Linked DNA regions of Mus musculus: region 1 is linked to region 2. Evidence: chromatin contacts called from ENCODE Hi-C or POLR2A ChIA-PET data. All regions are on one chromosome and are shown on one strand. The core of a region is the stretch at or near the end of the contact, and the rest is flanking DNA. Distances in the headings are between cores, read along the strand shown. Region 1 holds the start of Gli2 (GLI-Kruppel family member GLI2). Region 2 overlaps Gli2 (GLI-Kruppel family member GLI2).

Region 1 (4,088 bases), core at 281-2,780, 120 kb after region 2:
CTCTGGGAATCACAGGACAGTTACACACACAGACACACACACAAAGCCTGGAAGGAGAGGCGCCCTGGGGGATCCCCACAAACTCCTTGCGTCTCTGTAGCCAGGTCACTCGAGGTGAAGCGCAAGGGCTCCATCCTTAGTGTCCTCAAGCTCTAAAAGTCAGGTTTCCTAGGAAATGAGAGCAATTGCTGCCGGGCTGAAAAGGAGCCCAGTTGGGTGGACTTCCAGCTCCCGGCGCGGCGGGAGCCCTCTCGAACTCACTCAAGCACACGGTCCCTCCCCCCACCCCCAATCCCGGAGGAAAAAAAACGCTCCCCTCTCTCTAAACCCTTAATAGGATTGGCGCCCAACTCTGTCCGCGCCGCTCCTCATCCATCACACACAGATCAAGTTGCAGTAGTGGATTTTTCAAATTCCTCAGCAAATATACTTGTTGAGAGATTGCTTGGGGGGTGTTAAGTGGGGGCTAGGATGAAAGCGAGGAGTAGGGGGAACCGATCCCTCGGCGAAGGATTACGCGTGGATCCATTCTGGAAGTCAAGGGGATCTGGAGACCTAGGATAAGAGAGAAAGGTAAGGAAGCCAGAACCGAGGTCCAGAGACTGGCGGCGGAGGGAAGGGGCAACAGGGTTCAACGAGAGGGAAAGAAGGAAGAAAGAAAAGACTGGCTCCTGGACGCGGACTCGCAGCGCGGAGAAGTAGAGTTGCAAGTTTCCAAGTGGCCGGCGGCGGTTGCAGCACACCGCACAGTCCCACAGGCGCGCTCCCAGCTGCCCATCTAAGGGAGCTTCGGCGCACCCCAGCCCCCACGTCGCCCCCAAACAGTTCCAGGCTCCAAGCGGTACCACCGGTCAAAGACCGGCCTACCCGAGCAACCCAAGAACAAGAAGCACTTCCCCTCAAGTGGAGGGCTGTGGTAATAAAATCGACCCCGGCCACGAGTTCTGATCCCCAAGATCCTCCTTAAGCCCTGCCGCTGCTGGACCAGGGCACTAATCAGGGTTGCCTTCTTTAGCCGGCCCCCCTAAAATCAGTGTCACGATCTCGATTCCGGTAAACGGATGAGAGACACTCCAAGACCGCCACAGCATCTCAGCCGAAGCTGGCCAGGCTAGGAAGTGCTTCGCCACCAAGAGTAAGGGGAGGAAAAAAAAAAAAAGAAAGAAAGAAAGAAAAGAAAAAAGGAAGGGTGGGAAGGCCAATGCAACTTTACCGAGGAGACAAAAGTTTGCCTCTAGCATGCAGGTGGCCTCTCGGGCGCCGGGCAGTGGTTGCAGGGCCCCATCCCAACTTGGCTGGAGTGGGGCTGCCGAGTGCGGGGGCTCCGGCTGCCGGGGCGGGGCTGGCCAGGCAGAGGAGGGGACCAAGGCGGGCGGGGGACTCGGGCAGTCCCTAAGGACACCAGGCCAGCAGCTCCGGGCGGCTGCGATGCTACGCACGACCCGTGCTCCTTCCTCTGGCTCCTCCTCGCCTTCCTCCGCGTCCTCTGTAGCCGCCGCCGCCGCCTCCCGCTCCTCCTCGAAGTCTCATTGATGAGAGGAGTTTGAAAAAAAGTCCGCGGAGCCGTGCTGCCTCGGCTGGCGAACGCCGGCACTCATGCAATCCATCAGCGTCTCTGGGATGGCGCAGCGCCCCCGCGCGCTGAGCTTGGGCAAACCCTGATCGTCGCGTCCTTAGCTTGCCCGCCCCGCCGCGTGCACCCTGCCTCTGAGGCTGGGGGTGGGGGGACACCACCCTGGAGGGGGATTGCCAGCGGGCGAACACAGACTCTCCCCCACCTCAGCTCCAGCAAGGAAAGCACCCCTTCGGAAAGTTCCAGCGGGGGACCAGAGAACCCAGGAGTTAGGGAGTGGGGGTGGGGGGTGACGACCCAGACGCCACTCTGGAGGAGAAGAGCTGGGACTATCGCAGATTCTTCCAACCCAGTTCGGAGGAAATAAAGCACCCCTACCAGAAAGTTCCAGCTACAGGAGCACACGCCAGTCTCAAACACTTTTTCTAAGGCGCCGGGTTGGGGGGTTGCTAACTCAAGTCAGATGAGCTCCGGAGCTCGGGCGCTGCGACTGCTGGTTTCAATATCTGAACTCCCCCTTTCTTCCCAACCCCCTCAGCCCTCCGCTGGTTGTTCCCAAAACTCCCGGATCCTCTGTGCGCCGTAGCAGAAGGAAGACACGTGGGTTGGGAAGCAAGACTGGATTCACGCAGGCCCTCGTCGCCCGGGCAGCTAGTGCAGGTGCCCGGGGTCCCAGGCGCCCCTCGCCATGGCTCGCTCACGCCGCCATCTGAGAGCACGCCGGCGACAAGTGACGCCAACCTTAGGCTTGCTGCTTATGTTTTGCAGTGAGAGGGGTCTTTCTTTCTTTCTTTCTTTCTTTCTTTCTTTCTTTCTTTCTTTCTTTCTTTCTTTTTCTTTTTCTTTTTCTTTTTTTTCTCTTTTTTTTTTAATCCCGGAGACTCCATTGAAGCTGCTGCAGCCAGATGGAAGTAATCAGAGGGAGAAGGAAGAATTAGGCTCACCGAAGTTGCAGGCCAAAGTGTAGATGAGGCTGTTCATGAAAGCATTTGCTTAAGTAGCCCCGGCTTTCCATACAGTCCAGAACTGTCCACTCCAAGAAGCAAGCAGGCAGCAAATGGCCGTGCCCTCCCAAGCCATGGGACTCAGCTTCCTCTCCTGGGCTCTGCTCTTAGAAAGCTGCCCGCGGGACTTCTTTATATTTCTTCCTGAGGTCTAGTTCCTTTGTATTGCTTAGCCTGCCATAGGGTATCCTCCTTTTAAAGGTGGAGTGACTGATGCCTGAGGACGCTTAGAAACTTGCCCACAATAATCTAAGGTCGGTCCATTTAAATAGAGGTGTCCTGTTGAGAATGTTGGTCACATCTCTTTCGAGCCCCTCCTTCTCAAAGCAAGAGAACCAAGCCTCCAGACCAATTCCACCCTGCCTTAGAGAAAGCTCCTTCTCAGCCCATGTTACTCACTGATTGGATCACTGTTGGTGGACGGCACAGTTTACACCGTGGGCTCTCCCTTAGCTTTATTTGTTTCTGCAAGTCAGTATCTATTTTATGAAATAGCCCAAGGCATTCCAAATGCTATGGATACTCTCCTTCCGAGGTCCACTTCCAAGACCCTGAGTTTTACATTTAAAGTTTATATTCCACATATTGATTTTGTGGGACAGGGTGTGAGGTCACAGTCCTCTGGCAGCAGTCAGAGGACAGGGCAGAGGGGGCTGTTTCTCTCCTTCTGTCATGTGGGTGCTGAGGACCCCACCCAGGCTCGCAGCAAGCACCTTTGCTGGCCTAGTCTTTTACTGACCTTGACTTACTTTTTAACAGAAGGGGAAGTGCTGTGTCCCATTCTTCCTTTCTTGTTACCTTCCTTCTTGATCTAGAGCGGGGAAGGGCAGAGATGCTACAAGGATTTGATGCTAACTTTGTCTTCCCCAAAGTCATCTTCCCAGGTTGGAAGTCAGGGGGAGTGGGGGTGGGGAGGTGACAAGGTGTTCAAATGGAAAACTTTCTGGTGTGGCGATACATGGTGGGGTGTGACAGGACGTTTTTCTGAGAAGATGCAGCTTGTGTCTACTTCTCTGCCCCTCACACCCAGGGAGGAACCCACAATAGTCCAAAGTGTGGATACCACTGCAGTCTGACTTGGTGAACCCATGAGGTTTGTGTCTTACAGGCTGTGGATGAGGAGTTACTTACAGGAACGGAAATGACTCAAAGACCAGCTGCACACTGAAGCCCACCCCAGTGTGGGGACAGCTTACCAAGCTGGGAACCTGTGCACCAGGCGGCTCAACAGACTGGAGAGTGTCCTGTGCTCTCCATGCCTCAGTGGGGCTAAACCTCTTCCAGACAACCAGCCGCTGTCTGCTTCTTTCAGGCTGCTGCTCTGGTGTCCAGACTTTGCCCCTTTGGCTTGTCTGAGCGTCTCCTTGGCAGCCCAATTTCTTCATGTGAGGGAGACTCTCAACTTTTATTATTTATGCTGGCAGGGAGGGGCCTAGTGATTCTGGTAAGTTCCAGGGCCTTCCTGAAGCTATTTTGAGTTGTTTACCTTCCTGTTCAAAGAGTTTCCCTGT
Region 2 (3,605 bases), core at 339-2,838:
AAGGTTGTAGAAGATACAGGACAGGCCAAGGTCACTGCCCCAACTTGTGTACGTATGATGTAGACATGTGTGTACGTGCACATGGAGAGCACAGGTTCATGCCAGGTATCTTCTTCAGTAGCCTTCTACCTTGATTTTTGGTTTTAAAAAATATTTATTTAGCCGGACGTGGTGGCGCATGCCTTTAATCCCTGCACTCAGGAGGCAGAGGCAAGTGGAAAAACAAAAAACCAAAACCAAAACAAAAAAAAATATTTATTTAATTTTTATGTATATCTGTGTGTGAGATACACACAGAGATGCAGGTACTCATGGACAACTTGTGATCCCTTGAATCAATCCCAGCAGTTGTGAGCTGCCCAGTGCTGGTGCTGAGACTCCAGGTGTTTTGTAAGAGGAATACATAACTTCTGACCTCTGAGCCACCTCCCTAGCCCTTCTCTTTATTCTTGAGGCAGGGTCTCACATTAAACCTGGGACATGGCATTTTGGCTAGAGTGGCTGACCAGAGATCTTTCTGCCCTTATCTTCTCCGGACTAGGAATTCAAGGCTATCCCTAAGTCCTGAACCATACTGTCCTGCCCAAGCCTTCTTTAGAGACCCTTGACTCCATGTCCTCGTGTGAAGCCCTCTGAGCCCTACCATGTGGAACACTCTAGCACACACTCCTCCAGGTTCTATATAACAAGACACACTTCCTGCAAAGTGAGCAGAGCCCCTTCAAAAGCTACAACAGTAGCTAGGACTCTGGGAAGATGGCTCGGTCAGTAAAGTGCCATGCCTTGCCGGCATGAGGATCTGGGTGTAAGAACTCAGGTATGGTGGCACACTCGTGACATCTCAGTTCTGGGGAAGTGGAGACAGATTGTTCCTGAGGCTCCCTGGCCAGCCAGCTTACTGGAATCACTGAGTTCAAGGAAAGTGAAAGACCCTGTCTTAAAAACAAACAAGCAAACAAAAACATGGTGGAAAGCTATGAAGAAAAGCGTTCAATATTAACCTCTGATTTCTTTGCACACATGCATATACCCACATGTAACCTGTAACACACACAAACATGGACAAACACATGAACAAACAGACACACATACATGCATATGGACACACACAATGACACACATGGACATACATATATACATGGACACACACAGACACACAGATGCACAGATACACACACACATGTGCATATGGATACACACTGATACATGCAAATATACACATGGATACACACAGACACACAGACACAAACACATGCATACATATGGATACACACACACAGATACAGACACACAGAGACACACATAGGCACTCAGACACACACATAGTAAGAGGAGACTGGTGGCCATCTCTCAAAAGGAGCAGAGAAGCTGCTCTATCAACGCCAAATACATCTCCAGCATCGTTCAGGGTACACTGCCGGAGGCACAAGGCTTTGGGCTAGAAATAGCCTGCTTGGCCACCATTTTGTGCCTTCTTTGACAAGGACATCTGGGCTCCAGAGTGGAGTCTGATCCCTGACATAGTAGGAACGGCACATACAGGACCTAGAGAAATACTCAGCCCTAGAACCTGGGCAGGGCTCCTGGCTATCACACAGCAGCAGCTAGGGCCTGAGTGACTCACAGTGGCTCCCAGGCCAAATCAGGCGGAGGGACAGCCAAGCCAGACACGGCTGTAGGGCTGTGGGGTTGCAAAGGGGTCAAGGGGTCTGCTTTGGTCTGTTACAGGAAAACCTCAACTCCAAAGTACCCAGCTCAGCAAATCAAAAGAGCAGATCCCTTCTTGGGTGGTTCAGCTTAGAATGGCATGGCAGAGCCGCAGAAAGAAAACAAGAGATGGCAAGCAAACCCTGCAACCTCACAGGGAGAGTGAGGTCCCTCTGGGACGGAGGCTGACAGGTCAGGGGGCTTCAACCCCTTCCCTTGGGAACGAGCATGTGGCATTGGGGGAGGTGCACACAGACATGTATGTATAGGCCCAGCAAACATCCACTCAGCAGCTTCCCCAGGGAAACCCAGCTCCATGCAAGGTGCCCGGTGACCAGAAGTCCGACTCTCACGTATCTGGTGCACACCCCCTATAATACTTTTATAGAGTTCCTTGGGAAACACCAGGGTCAGAAGGTTTTACCGAATGGCAAGAGGCCACTGAGATGGCTCAGAGGATAGAGGCCACTAAACCTGGGCATCTGAGTTCCATCCCCAGGACCCACCTGATGGAAGGAGAGAAATGACTCCTACAAGCTGTCTTCCGGCCTCCACATGTCCACCCTGGTACATGTGTGCTCTACCACATAAATAACAAATAAATGTAATGGTTTAAAAGTAAGGTAGGTTCCCCAGACCCACCCCACCTCAGGAAATAACGTTCCACAGCAAGGGCTCTCAGTTGAGCCCCCTGTCAATCTCAGGGATGTGCCTTCTCAAAACATTTACAGCCAGGCCAGACCCCTGCGCACAGCACCGACTCTGAGCTAGCTGTCTTTGGACAGGTTTGAAAAAAAGCCAAACCAGATCCAAGGCCCATCCTGGTAAGCAACGTGGCAACTACCCTCCAGGATGTCTGTTTGAGTCCCATCACTGGGCCCCAAGACACCCATGTTCCTGACAGAACTCTTCAGCCTGAAGCTGGTGAATGGGTCTCGTATCGACTTTGGTCCTGGAAACATGCTATGGAACAAAATTAGTCTCCCAGGAGACCTGTAGCCAACAGCATTCCCATACCAGCTCTCACAGGGTCTCCTCTTACACCTAAAACCCTCTCTGCTGCCACCAAAGCCCAAGGAATAACATCCAGGGCTACAGACTGCTGCAGTTGAGGCCTATCTGCCTCCCCAGCTGCCCCATACCAGGCCACTTCACCACCAAACTGGCTTCCTCTCTCATCCCTCCCAGCCTGGCCCTGCCCATCGCTGGGTTCTACCCTCCCCCAGGCCATACCTTCTCTTGGCTCCCCTTCTCAGCCTCTCCCTCCCATGTGAACACACTCACATGTCTATGTACTATATACATAGTCACACAAATAATATAGTACCAGTTATTATGCAGACAGGACACGCTTGAGTATTTGGGTGTACCCCAAAAAGCCAGACTTTGTTCAAGCCGTGTCCAGGTACAAAATGACCATAATGAAAAATGTGACCTAAGGGGCCAGGTGAGGACACTGCCAGGAAGGAGGAGGCACTGATTGGGTCAGACAGTCCTTGGCTAGAGCCGATGCAGGCACTCTCTAGAACAAGGTGGGCTGCAGGCTCTGGAAGCAGTCGGTTATGCCAGAGAAATATTCAGAACCTGTACTGCAGGGAACTCAGTGAAAGTCTTTACCTCCAGGGCTCTCACAGGCTTCACAAAACCATCAACAGAAGCACCATCTCCTAACTGCCCAAGGCAAGAAGAACCCCTCATTTTTAATAAGGACAAGTTATAAGTGGCCTAAGCTGCATCCTCCAATAGACCAATGTTCTAATCTAGGACTAGCCTACAAAGCAGATGATTTTAACATAGTTGGAAGTCCAAGACTCAAATTTTCTCAGTTTAAAAAAAAAAAAAAAAAGGCAGAGCCAACAGCAGCCACAGGGCTGCCTCAGGCCACTCTCCCAGCTTAA

What was found. A loop is a pair of places that touch in the nucleus more often than their neighbours do. ChIA-PET counts read pairs that join two places held with the same protein, here RNA polymerase II (POLR2A).
Region 1: a loop to region 2 is called in a map of heart, with 2.2 times the contacts of the local background. The contact joins the promoter of Gli2 here to the enhancer-like site in region 2. A Hi-C loop is called at or near these places in 1 of 37 maps with a recorded cell type or tissue (heart). POLR2A ChIA-PET finds 5 or more read pairs at or near these places in 1 of 5 experiments (embryonic stem cell).

What each region holds. Positions count from the first base shown.
Region 1 is chr1:119,052,089-119,056,176 of GRCm38, forward strand. Gli2 (GLI-Kruppel family member GLI2) reads right to left here and starts at 1,531. Exons shown (of 14, transcript NM_001081125.1): 1 at 1,214-1,531.
Region 2 is chr1:118,936,768-118,940,372 of GRCm38, forward strand. All of the region lies in intron 2 of Gli2 (GLI-Kruppel family member GLI2), which reads right to left. Among named protein-coding and RNA genes, the nearest start is that of Mir6346, 16 kb to the right of the region's middle. Within about 2 kb of position 1,589, at least 2 of the 3 ENCODE cell types and tissues checked have a DNase peak (open chromatin) inside an H3K27ac peak, as active enhancers do; they include heart, where a contact is called at or near this core.